Regions from separate parts of the Homo sapiens genome. Here all the other regions are linked to region 1. Evidence: chromatin contacts called from ENCODE Hi-C or POLR2A ChIA-PET data. All regions are on one chromosome and are shown on one strand. Each heading gives the region's core, a stretch centred on a gene start or an enhancer-like site at or near the end of the contact. The rest is flanking DNA. Distances are from core to core; before and after follow the strand shown. Region 1 holds the start of ACVR1B (activin A receptor type 1B). Region 2 holds the start of ANKRD33 (ankyrin repeat domain 33). Region 3 holds the start of ACVRL1 (activin A receptor like type 1).

Region 1 (3,930 bases), core at 423-2,922:
CCAGAACAGTGAGAGAATACATTTGTATTTTAAGCTACCCAGTTTGGTAGTAGGAAACTAACACAGTAACCTAGCACTGTGTGCACCACAGCTTGGTGGATAGAGCATGGATTGGAAACCACTTAGACGGACTGGGTGGGGTGTGCCTATTTGGGGGAGATGAGGGAGAGGAGAATAAGTTATTTACTCATCCAGCTACACTGACCAACTTGTAGACAATGCCTCCCCATGACTTTATGTGATTGTGTGTACACTGTGTCTGGCGAGTGTGTCTTCAGCTTTATTTTTTCCGGATATGACGATGGGAGTTCTTCAGGTTGGTGAAACTTAGAAGGTGAGAATTCCATTTAAGCAACTGTTCTCCCTATCTCTTGGCCATCCTTTCCACCCCTAGATCTCAGATGGTGAAGCTGTGCTTAGAGAGGTTCAAACCTTGCCCAAGTTTTCACAGCTAGTTAGTAGGAAGCAGAATTCAGATCCAGAATTCTCTGGCTGCAAAAATTCTGCCCTTTCCTTTATATCAAGTTCTTTCTCAAGCTAAAGAAACTGACCTCTTTTCAGAAAGATACGGAGTGATTTGTTTACTTTCTTAAGCATTTCTTCTAGATTTGAAAGTAACATTTATTTGAAAAATATTTAGAAATTATTGAAATGTTAAAAGTAAAAAAATTATGGCAATAACTACTGTTACTATTGGGTAAATATCCTTCCAGTCTTTTTTTCCTATAAACACATATTATCAGTACAATTTGAATAATACTGTAAACAGTGTTGCATTTTGCTTTTTTAATTTAACATTATCTTGTAAGCATTTTCTCATGTCAATAGTTTTTGTAAACAGGATTTTAAATTACTAAATAATGTTCCATCATATGGATGGGCCATAATTTAACATTTTCTATTATTGTCTACTTAGTTTCTACCTTTTTTACAATGATAAATATACAGTTAACATTTTTCATAAACATCTGTCCTCTTATTATTTCTTGAGGACAGGGGACAATACTGGGTAAATGGATATGAAGATTTTAAGGCATTTGATGCATAATGCCAATTGTTTACCAAAAGGGTTCTACCTACCAGCCCAATCAGAGTGCCTCACACGGCACCCTCACCCATACTGTCATCAATAAAGAGCTTTGCTATGTTCTGAAAAGGCGCGTGCCGCGATTCCATCACACAGGCTGCCGCGTCCAGAGGATGGCAGGGGGCGAGGCGAGGCAGGGAAACCAGTTAGGAGACCGCGGCGATGATCCCAGGGGACGCGCTGGGGGCTTGAGGCTAGGCGCAGGGATGGAGGAACTGGAACACGCACGGGATTCGTAGAATATTCGACGGGGGCGGGGGATCGACTCTGATAAGATAATTCTGCACTGCGTGGGGTGCAGGAGAGGGAGGAGACTGCACGTTCGGCTCCGGCCTCCTCCGCGCCGGGCTCGGCACCGATCCGCGAAGTTGGCCGAGGCGTGAGCCCCGCCCACCCCTTTAACAGGGACACTCCCCTTTAAGGCGGGCGCCCGCGCGCGCCCCGGCCCCGCCCTTCGGGGGCGCGCGCGGCGGCCGCGGCGCCGGCTCCGCCGGGAGCGCACGTGCAGGCGCCGGGCGGAGGAGAGGGAGGCGGGAGCCGGGCCGCGGGAGGAGGGGAGGCGCCGGGGGCGCGCGCGCGCGCGCTGGGCGCTGCTGGGCTGCGGCGGCGGCGGCGGCGGCGGTGGTTACTATGGCGGAGTCGGCCGGAGCCTCCTCCTTCTTCCCCCTTGTTGTCCTCCTGCTCGCCGGCAGCGGCGGGTCCGGGCCCCGGGGGGTCCAGGGTGAGTCCTGGGACGGGGGGCGGGGGCCGGGATGGAGAGGGCCCGGCAAGGGCGAGGCCTCGAGCCGCGGCCGCTGGACTACAGCGCGCCCCCTCCCCACGAGCACAATATGGCCGGGTGGGGGGCGCAGAGGAGTCGGGGTGACCCCCAGTCAGCTTCCCCGATCTCCGAGGCGCAGCCGCCCGGCGGCGACGGAGCTCACGCCGGGCCCCTGGGGACCCGAGCCCTGTTCCAGGCGGAACTGGATTCGGGCAGTTCTCAGGGGTCGCGCTCCCAGCGCCCTCGTGTTCCAGAGAGGGGAGTCTGAGCCTCCAGCTCCAAGATTTGGAGGTCCGTGGTTTCTGCCCTTCACCGTGTCCAGGGGCGGGGGGCTTTCTTCCCTCCCTCCAGGTGCTCCTGGGGGGCGTCTTTCTCCCGCCAAGACTGTGGGGTTCGGGCGGTGGGGTCTTAGCCTCTCCGAGGGAACCTGATGTTGAGAGTCCGCGCACCTCAGACTGTAGGGGAAGGGGTCTCTAACCTTTCCTTCAGGTCCTGCACTTGGCGTGTTTCTTCCCCTCCCTCCACTGCCTCCCTAATGTTCTGGGAAAGGGAGTCACATTTCCCCTTCACTCAATCCCTTGAGTTCAGTGGGGCAATCCCCCCTCCGCCCTCCGGCACTCATGCCCCGTGGAGGCTATTTGGAGGAAGTGGGACGAACAGGCCCCTAAACCTTTTTGGAGCCTGGCTTTGGAATCCCTAACCCTATGGAACCGAGTTCCCCAAGGGTTGATGTGAATCTAGGTGTATTTGCTTTCCTCCTCGCCTCCCCCACCCTACCCCGGGGGGCCCATTCAGTTAATCACTTTGTGGATGCCTTTCAGGTGAAATCCTGGAACCTGTCTCCAAACCCCCAAGATTATTTAAAGATCCCACCACTGGACTGTATTCCCGGCCCTTGGTCAGTACTTATTTACCTTCCTACACGATGCCTCTTCCCAGCCCGCCCACCCTCACACACCCCTTACCTCCCAATCCCCACAGTCTGCGGCTCGCCTTATACCACCCCCCCACTCTCCTCTCTGTAGAAGCGGGTACCTTTTTGCGGGACACTTCGCTGGCTGTGTTGTTTTTGAGGCTTTGGGGGCTGAGAAGAGCAGATGAAACCCTAAAATATTTCATTTAAGAGAGTCTTGGCGAATGTGTTTTGGCCTTGGGGTAGCAGATGAAGGTTATATTTGGCAGTTATATTGAAGCGATTATTGACCCACAGATGGATCTGGGAGAGATGATCAGGATTGTATTCGCTCCTGACGTACAAAGCCTGATGCTTTGACTTCTCAGCAGCCCCTAACCTTCCAGCAATGGGAGATAAAGTGTGTTCTGTGGCTCTCTTCTCTTACACTAAAAATAATGATTCTCAGGTGGGTTCAGTCGTCTTTAATAAACCAGACAGTCAAGAAAAGACACCATGCCACTTTGGAATCTCAAAAACAAGTTCATTATCTCCGGCTTTGATATTTGTTCCCAGTGGTGGAGCCTGTGCAGCGGGGTCTTTGTTCACGGGCTAATGCTTCTCCTAAGCACCTCGTGTGTGTTCTTCGGCCTCACTGCTCTGTGGCTTAGGTATCTGTGCTGTGGGGTTTGAGAAACATGGTGAAGGTGTATGAACAGAGCTTGACATTTGTGGTGAGATAATGATTTGCATGAATAAGGATGTTCGTCGGGCCTTATTAAGGGCCATGTTTTTGGAATGTGTAACATAATGTTCTCTACTGGGTAGTAAAAAAAAAAAAAAAGGGAGATTGAACCTCTAGGTTTGTCATTTTATGTGTGTATGTATAAATCTTTAAATCCTCATATAGGAATTTTTATCCTGCCCCTAATATATCCAGGATTTTTAACAGTCATTTCCCTGCTGATTTGATGTAGTGTTTGTGGGGTTTTTCTGGTTGTGAGCCTAGTTAAGAATGTTTGATAATCCAAGTGGTTCTGAATGGGGCAGAGTTCATTTTTTTGTAACCTTCCTAAAATGGATGTTTGTGGGGGTTAAGGTGGGTGAGTAAAATAGGGAGTTCGTTTCTTTTTTTGGTAAATTGGAAATTAGGTTGTGTGTCCAGCAAACATTCTCCAGGGCCTTTAAACT
Region 2 (3,930 bases), core at 833-3,332, 64 kb before region 1:
CCTCTGCCTGTGATTGAGAAAACAACAGTCACTACTACAGGAAGCTGATGAATCAGGAAGCTGCTCACCAGAGCCTTGCTGCTGCTGCCATGACCTGTGACAGCAAAACGGATGTCCCATGCTACGTAGCTCTGTTCCAAATTTATATCTTGCACAAGAGCAGGACGCAAACCACAGAGTCATAGCTCAAGGGAATCTGGGAAGGGTTGTTTTAGCTTTCCAACTTCTGCAGCGCAGAAGAAACACTGAAAGCAGTTTTAGATTAATGTTGAGGAGCCCGTCTATTATGGACAACATACCATTCAGCTTTTTGGTTACTAAAAACCAAATGCACATCCAACTGATACACTGCACCTAAAGCAATAAGGATGGAGCTTAAGTGAAAAAGAAAAAACTAACAGAATAAGTTCTATAGCACAATTCATAACATGTTAGTTAAAAACACATACAAGCAGAGCATGGAGGCTCATGCCTGCAATCCCAGCACTGTGGGATGCCAAGACAGGAGGATCACTTGATGCCAGGAGTTTGAGACCAGCCTGGGCAACAAAGTGAGATCCCCATCTCTACATAAAAAAGTTAGACAGGCGCGGTGGCACACACCTGTGTGCCTCCGAGAAGCTCGTAGCTTCTCGGGAGGCTGAGGTGGGAGAATCACTTAAGCCCAGGAGTTTGAGGCTGCAGTAAGCTATGATCATGCCACTCCACTCCAGCCCAGGTGACAGAGTAAGACCCTGTTTCTAAAAAGAAAAAAATAAAATAAAAACACACAAATCAGTACTATCTTTTTCAATGAAATGTACATTTTCAAGGATATACAAGTGCCAGTTGGTAAAGGGTGGAGGAGAATGGGATGTGGGGATTAAGGGTGAAAGAGAGAAACTAAAGAAAGTAAAACAAAACAAGAGAGAGGTCTTGTACAGTCTGATGATGGGAGTGATACCAATGGGGGAATATCATTGGCTCCATTTTCTACATCTGTGGACCAAGACCAATCCATCAAGCTTAATATGTAATATAAATATTAAAGAATATTTTGATAACAATTTATCATTATATTAACAGATCATTTAATTTAAATATTTCATATTTAATTTATCACACTGAAACTAATCTATTAAATTTCATACATCATAATTTCTGGCCAATCCCTCCCTCACTACTGCCTGCCGCACTTTGTGCCCCGACTGCCCACCTGCACTAGACACATAATGTCGGTACTCACAATTTCGTTTGTTTGTTTGTTTTGTTTTTTGAGAAGGAGTTTCGCTCTTGTTGCCTAGGCTGGAGAGCAATGGTGCGATCCCGGCTTACTGCAACCTCTGCCTCCCGGGTTCAAGTGATTCTCCTGCCTCAGCCTCCTGAGTAGCTGGGATTACAGGCGCCCACCACCAAGCCCAGCTAATTTTTGTATTTTTAGTAGAGACAGGGTTTTGCCATGTTAGCCAGGCTGTTCTTGAACTCCTGACCTCAGATAATCCACCCGTCTTGGAATCTCAAAGTGCTGGGATTACAGGCGTGAGCCACCCCGCCTGGCCACAATTTTTTTTTAAAAGGAGGTCTCCCTCTGTTGCCCAGGCTAGAGTTCAGTGGCGCGACATCGGTTCATTGCAGCCTCGACCTCCCGGGCTCAAGCGATCCTCCCACCTCAGCCTCCTGAGTCGCTGGGATAACAGACGTGAGCCACCGGGCCCAGCTCTATACTCATAATTTGACAATTATGTTTTTATTTCCCCAGAACCTCAAAAAATAAGTTCAGGTGACCCCCCTGGAGACCCCACCCCAGGGTCATTCTGAGAGTACCAACCCTATTTAATGAGATACCTGCATTCACTCACCCCCTCTCCCGCAACCACCCCTTCAGCAAGTCGCGCTCCACCCAATTAGGAGGGGCTTTAGGCTGGGCCTAAAAAGTTGGGCCAAGACCCCACGAGGCAGCATCTCCGCCGGCGTCCCCAAGGCTGAGAGTGGGCGCGTCCGTCAGGAGGAGTCGTCTTTGTGAGCCCGCCCCGGCGGGGAGGAGCTGCCCGGCTCAGGCCCCGCCCACCCGGAGGATCTTGGGGCTGGTCTGAGTCCGCTCCTGAGACGTGACCACCCGCCCCGCATGGGGCCCCAGTCCCAGCTGCTTGATCCGGCTCAGCCCCGAGGTGTTTGCAGCAGCTCTTTATGAAAGTCCAGCCATCTGTTACCTGCGTTGCTTCCTGGGGAGGGATAGTCCACCTGGAGGCATTCGGAGACCCAGTGATTGTGCTCCGCGGAGCCTGGGCTGTGCCCCGCGTTGACTGCCTCATAGATACCCTACGAACCCCAAGTAAGAAAAAACGACGACCCTCTCTCCGTGAGTCTCACTGGGGTGCTGACCTAGAGTGAACCCTGCTTGCTTAGGGCTCCTGACCCAGCGCTTGTCCTTTCTCAGGGTGGATGGGGCGAGACCCCTGCTGGGATAAATGTTTTCCCTGGGGCAAGGGCTGTGCACTTCGCAGCTGCTGGGTCCCCTCCCTAGGATCCAGGGAGACACTCACTACTCCTCTCCATTCTGTGTTTTAGATGCCAGCTGCATGAGAAAAGGGACTCACCTTCTGGTTCCCTGCCTGGAAGAGGAAGAGCTGGCATTGCACAGGAGACGGCTGGACATGTCTGAGGCACTGCCCTGCCCGGGCAAGGAGACCCCCACCCCAGGCTGCAGGCTGGGGGCCCTGTATTGGGCCTGTGTCCACAATGATCCCACCCAGCTCCAAGCCATACTGGATGGTGGGGTCTCCCCAGAGGAGGCCACCCAGGTGGACAGCAATGGGAGGGTGAGATGTCCTGGCTTCCCAGAACAGCTGGGGGCATCTTTGCATCCCCACCACACCGTCCTGGCCTGGCTCCCTGAGAGGGGTTCAGGGGCAATACCTCCTGCAGTCCTAAGGAGGAAGGGAATGGTTAAGGGCGGGTCTTCACGGGGTTTGGGGCAGGCTCTGGGACAGATATGGGTTTAGAGGGTGCAAGGGGCCCTGGAGTGGCCCAGGGGGAAAGCAGGGGATCTGAGCTGCCCCTCCCTCAGACAGGCCTCATGGTCGCATGCTACCACGGCTTCCAGAGTGTTGTGGCCCTGCTCAGCCACTGTCCTTTCCTTGATGTGAACCAGCAGGACAAAGGAGGGGACACGGCCCTCATGTTGGCTGCCCAAGCAGGTGTGAGGCTGCTGCACCCCACTTCCGACAGCCCCCTTTTGATGCAGACAGGGCCTCAGCCCCACCCTTGTTGCACGGTGTTCTACACCAGACTCTGTCATGCTGGGTGGAGGGCGGTTTGGGAGCTTCATCACCCCCTTTCCTGGGGACCAAGCTTACCCTTGCTGCCCTGCAGGCCACGTGCCTCTAGTGAGTCTCCTGCTCAACTACTATGTGGGCCTGGACCTGGAACGCCGGGACCAGCGGGGGCTCACGGCGTTAATGAAGGCTGCCATGCGGAACCGCTGTGAGTGCGTGGCCACCCTCCTCATGGCAGGTGTGCGGGGCCTGGACCGGGGTGTGTGGCCTCCAGTCCCTCCTCCAAGCCTTCCCACCAGACACTAAGTCAGCTGTGATTATTTGCAGAAAGGAGAGAGGTGGAGATGGGGGATCAATCTAGTTCACCTTCCTGGAGGGGGGGGCACATGATTTGGGCTTCGTACAATCAACCAAGTCCTGCTATTGATAGCTCAGACATTGTGTGTGGAGGTCCCAGGAAGGAAAGTGTGGGAGGGGAACCTAGCCCAGCTGGAAAATCTAACACGAAAAAAGGCTGGCATCTGGAACCAGCCCCTGTTCCTAGCTGAGTGGCTTCCCTCTTTGGGCCTCACCAGTATTGTGAGGGTGTTAGCTTTCCCTGGGACTACCTCCAACTCTGACAAGCCAGGCTTCCAGGGGATCCAGGGAAGTGTCGTTGAGGCCTGTGGCTCTGTGG
Region 3 (3,930 bases), core at 713-3,212, 44 kb before region 1:
AAGTTTCTGTGCTCAGTGTGCCTCTCAGACTAAAGGCTTCCTTTGGGAAGCCCCGACTCTCGCTTCTCAGGACAGAGATCCAGGGGTTGGGGGAGGAAAAGGTTGACCAGAAGCCATAGCGGAGCAGGGAGAGAGAGTGTGAAAGACAGACCCGCGGCCAGGCTCCCAGTTCTCCAGCTCGTAGAGGGCCCAAGTGGCCGCTATAATCTGAAAGAGCAGATATCGTAATCCCATAGTACTTCCTATTGGCTGCAGGACACAGTTCTGTCCTGACACTGAAATTTGGGTGTGTCAGGGTTCTGGGAATTCACAACGCTCACAACTTGTGAAGCAGCTGTGGGGTGGGGGATGGGGAGGGTTTCAGCAGAGGAAGTGAGGTCAGTCAATAATTGATGCCTGTCTGAGCTTTTAGCCATTATCTCCCCCAGCCTCTATTCCTGTCAAAAGGTGGGGCGGGGCAGGAGGAGGGGTCCCTGGCTCATCTTGTAGAATCCCCATATTAGAGTAAGACACCTTAGAGGTCTACTCCTGCTTCTAATACCCACGTCTTTCCAAGTGTCTCTGAGGCCACCCCCTCCCCAGCCTTTTCATTTATTCATTTAATTAACGAACGCCTTCATTGAGGGCCTCCTCTGAGTCAGGCTCAGCCAGCCAGCATCTTTGCTATGAGCTGAGATAAGCATCATTTCCGTCTATTCTCACAACCACCCTATGAGGCTGGCACGGTTTACTATGCCTATTTAGCAGATGGGGGACTGAAGCATGGAGAGGTGTCACTAGCCTACGGTAACACAACCAGCCTGCATTCCTAGTAGGTAGTTTGACTTCAGAGTCTCTGTGGATAACCAGGAGGCTAGGACTAAGACCAGAGTCCTGCAGGTACTTAGATGGTTGGAGCAAAGCAGGGCAGTGAGGTCAGTGCTCCCAGCCTGTGCAGGAGCATCAGGAAGAGTCTGTGTCCCCCTCCCCTGCCGGTATGAAGCCATTCTGCTTCCCTCCCCAGCTGCCTTGTGTCAGCAGAGTTCCAGGGAGGCTCCATTCCCCACCTCTATCTAAAGCTCCATTTGCTGGGGTGGGGGCCCTGCCTGGAAGGGGAAGGTCCAAGGCTGCTCCCAGCGTGTCCCTCCATCCTGACTGTCCCTGGCGGGGCGGGGGTGTCTTTGTCACCCAGCTGCACAACGGCCAGGAAGGGCTCAAACCATCCTCAGGGCTAACCCAAGGCCGTCCTCTGGGCCTGTATACCCCTGTGCTGAGTGCGGATCGGGAGAGGCTGCTGAAGACAGGAGGGGACAAATGGGGGACGAAGGGGCCCGAGGGAGGGGACTGAAGGATTTGGGCCAAGTCGGGAGTTCCCGAGGGCGGAGTCAAAACGCATCTGGATTTTGCTAGCCCCAAACTCTGCCCTCATTGCTGCAAGCCTCCTAGACCGAGGACCCCCGGGCTGAGGGTGGGGTAAGGATAGGTAGTGTCCCTCCCCGTCCCACCCCCGCCTGTCCCTTCCTCGGTGGCCCCTTCCCGGCGCCCCGATTCCAGGCGGCCCCTCCGCTGCTGCCAGCCGATCCCCCTCTACCCCCACCCACTACTCCGGCCGCCAGACGTTGCCTACAGTCTCGGCTCTGTCTCCCACGGCTGTGGGTCCGGACCCCACGGGACCCCTATGGGACCCCCACAGGACCCCCACGGCCTGAGTCCAAGGCCCGCCCCCTCGGGGAGGCGGATGTGGGAGGCCCGGCCCGGGTGCGGGCCAGCGACCCGGGAGCTGCGGGCGGCTGGGAGGGGAGGCCGCCCTGAGGGGCTGGGAGCGGCGCGGGGGTGGGTCCCGGTCCTGCAGCCCCAGCGAGGGGCGAGCGGCGGCCAGTCGGCGAGCTGGGCAATAAGGAAACGGTTTATTAGGAGGGAGTGGTGGAGCTGGGCCAGGCAGGAAGACGCTGGAATAAGAAACATTTTTGCTCCAGCCCCCATCCCAGTCCCGGGAGGCTGCCGCGCCAGCTGCGCCGAGCGAGCCCCTCCCCGGCTCCAGCCCGGTCCGGGGCCGCGCCCGGACCCCAGCCCGCCGTCCAGCGCTGGCGGTGCAACTGCGGCCGCGCGGTGGAGGGGAGGTGGCCCCGGTCCGCCGAAGGCTAGCGCCCCGCCACCCGCAGAGCGGGCCCAGAGGTGAGTCGAGGTCCGCGGACGGGACCGGGTGGCGGGCGGCCTGACCCCCGCTTCAGTGGGCCCTTCCTTCGGGCGGACCCCAGAGTCACCGCAGAGTGGTCGCGGGAGGCTCAGTCCCAGCTCATTAGAAAGGCAAGCTGCTCCTGGCTGACCACGCACAGCTCCCATGACCCTACCTGAGACTTGGAGGGGAATGGACGAGACTGGACTGGAAATCAGAAACTTGGTTCTAGTCGGGTGACCTGGGGTCAGTGACTTCACTTCTCTGTTCTCCTACCCTCTTCATAAAATGGGCAGTGGGATTCCTGTCTTGCTCTACTCACATAGAAGGGATCACACGTCCTCCAGGCCGCTGGGTGGACCTGGAGTGAATGCCTACTTCCACAGCTGTTGAGCCTCCCAGCAGAGCTCACCTTTCCCAGATCAGTCCTTCCAGCTGTTGCTTGAGGAATCTGACACTATCACTCCAACCTAGGAGTCTCACCCTAGGCGCGCATGGTCAGTCACCTCCTTGCCACGACCTTCCTTCAGGATCCAGGCCAAAGGGGATCCCAGTCTCCCCCCAGGCTGGGACCCCAGATTTTTCCATGGAGGCCAGTGCTGTGAAACCCATGGCTGGGCTGGCTGCCCCAGCTCCTCTTTCCTTCTCCAAGGACAGGGGCATAATGGACAGTTGCTCTCACTCTCTCTATGTATGGCCAGCTTCTGGCTGAGTCAGGGTCTGTCCTAATACCTGTCCTCTCACCTGTCCCCCCATTTCATTGGTTTGTTAGAAATAGCTACCATTGATTGAGTACTAACTATGTAGACACTTAGATATATATATTTTTTCTCATGTAATCCTGGCCGCAACCTAGTGGAAGAGGGGTTACTATCCCCTTCCTACAGAAAAGGAAACAGACATGAATATGGGACTTGTCCAAAACTCCTTGGATGGTGGGGTGAATGGCATGGTTGGGGTCTTGATAACATTTCAGTGCTTACTGTGTACTACTTATACTCTGCTAAATAATTGTACTACATTTTACCTATGAGATAACACTATTATTATTCCCACTTTACATATGATGGGAAGCCTAAGCCTCAGAAAGTTTAAGTAACGTCTCAAATTTCATACCTCTAAGTGGCAAAGGCAGGATTTGAACCCAGGTCTCCATGCTCCAGAGCCCACACCCTAACCTCTGTGCTACACTGTGCTGCCTCCATGGTCTGCCTGAGACCTGAAAATCCAGGCATCACCTGGATGTTCCACTGCATCACCCCGCTGTGAAGGGCTAATAAATCACATGGATGAATCGTAAGGGCAACCCAATATGAACAGCTGGGTCTGCTCCTCTGCTGTTGGGGTAAGGCCTACTGAAGTGCAGAGTGAGTCCAGAAGGTTGTGCTTGATATGGCGCTTCTCCAGCCCTGTGAAGATCACTGCTGTGCTGAGCCACTGCCGTTGATGGGAGTAGGTTTTATCAATCCTTCAGGTGTGCTAGGGAGAAAAACATTGATAAGCACCTTTCGGGCATACCACTACTCTGGCTCTCCCCACCTGAGGCTCAGACTTTGACTAAGCCTATGGCAAACAGATGATTTCTGGGCAGCAACACCACCTTTGTTGCCTGGGTCAACATAGTGAGACCCTATCTCTACTAAAAATAAAACTGGGCATGGTGCTGCACCCCTGTAGTCCCTTGGGACTTGGGAGGCTGAGGTGGGAGGATCACTTGAGCCCAGGAGTTCAAGGCTACAGTGAGCTATGATTGCACCACTGCACTCCAGCCTGGG

The links. Hi-C counts contacts between places; a loop is a spot of excess contacts on that map. ChIA-PET counts read pairs that join two places held with the same protein, here RNA polymerase II (POLR2A). Pooled maps may share reads with other maps.
Region 2: a pooled map shows a loop between it and region 1 (7-fold over the local background). The contact joins the promoter of ANKRD33 here to the promoter of ACVR1B in region 1. A Hi-C loop is called at or near these places in 4 of 168 maps with a recorded cell type or tissue (Caco-2, astrocyte of the cerebellum, endothelial cell of hepatic sinusoid and 1 more) and 11 of 50 pooled maps. POLR2A ChIA-PET finds 5 or more read pairs at or near these places in 4 of 52 experiments (WTC11, activated CD8-positive, alpha-beta memory T cell and endothelial cell of umbilical vein).
Region 3: a loop to region 1 is called in a pooled map, with 2.0 times the contacts of the local background. The contact joins the promoter of ACVRL1 here to the promoter of ACVR1B in region 1. A Hi-C loop is called at or near these places in 2 of 168 maps with a recorded cell type or tissue (Caco-2 and motor neuron) and 6 of 50 pooled maps. POLR2A ChIA-PET finds 5 or more read pairs at or near these places in 7 of 52 experiments (IMR-90, K562, OCI-LY7 and 4 more).

Annotation. Positions count from the first base shown.
Region 1 is chr12:51,950,027-51,953,956 of GRCh38, forward strand. ACVR1B (activin A receptor type 1B) reads left to right here and starts at 1,673. Exons shown (of 9, transcript NM_004302.5): 1 at 1,673-1,808. The coding sequence starts at 1,718. RefSeq lists an enhancer at 1,451-2,070 and silencers at 1,528-1,587, 1,618-1,667.
Region 2 is chr12:51,886,021-51,889,950 of GRCh38, forward strand. ANKRD33 (ankyrin repeat domain 33) reads left to right here and starts at 2,083. Exons shown (of 5, transcript NM_182608.4): 1 at 2,083-2,311; 2 at 2,548-2,798; 3 at 3,047-3,176; 4 at 3,352-3,462. The coding sequence starts at 2,167.
Region 3 is chr12:51,905,542-51,909,471 of GRCh38, forward strand. It overlaps ACVRL1 (activin A receptor like type 1), which reads left to right and starts at 1,963. Exons shown (of 10, transcript NM_000020.3): 1 at 1,963-2,154. RefSeq lists an enhancer at 2,124-2,632.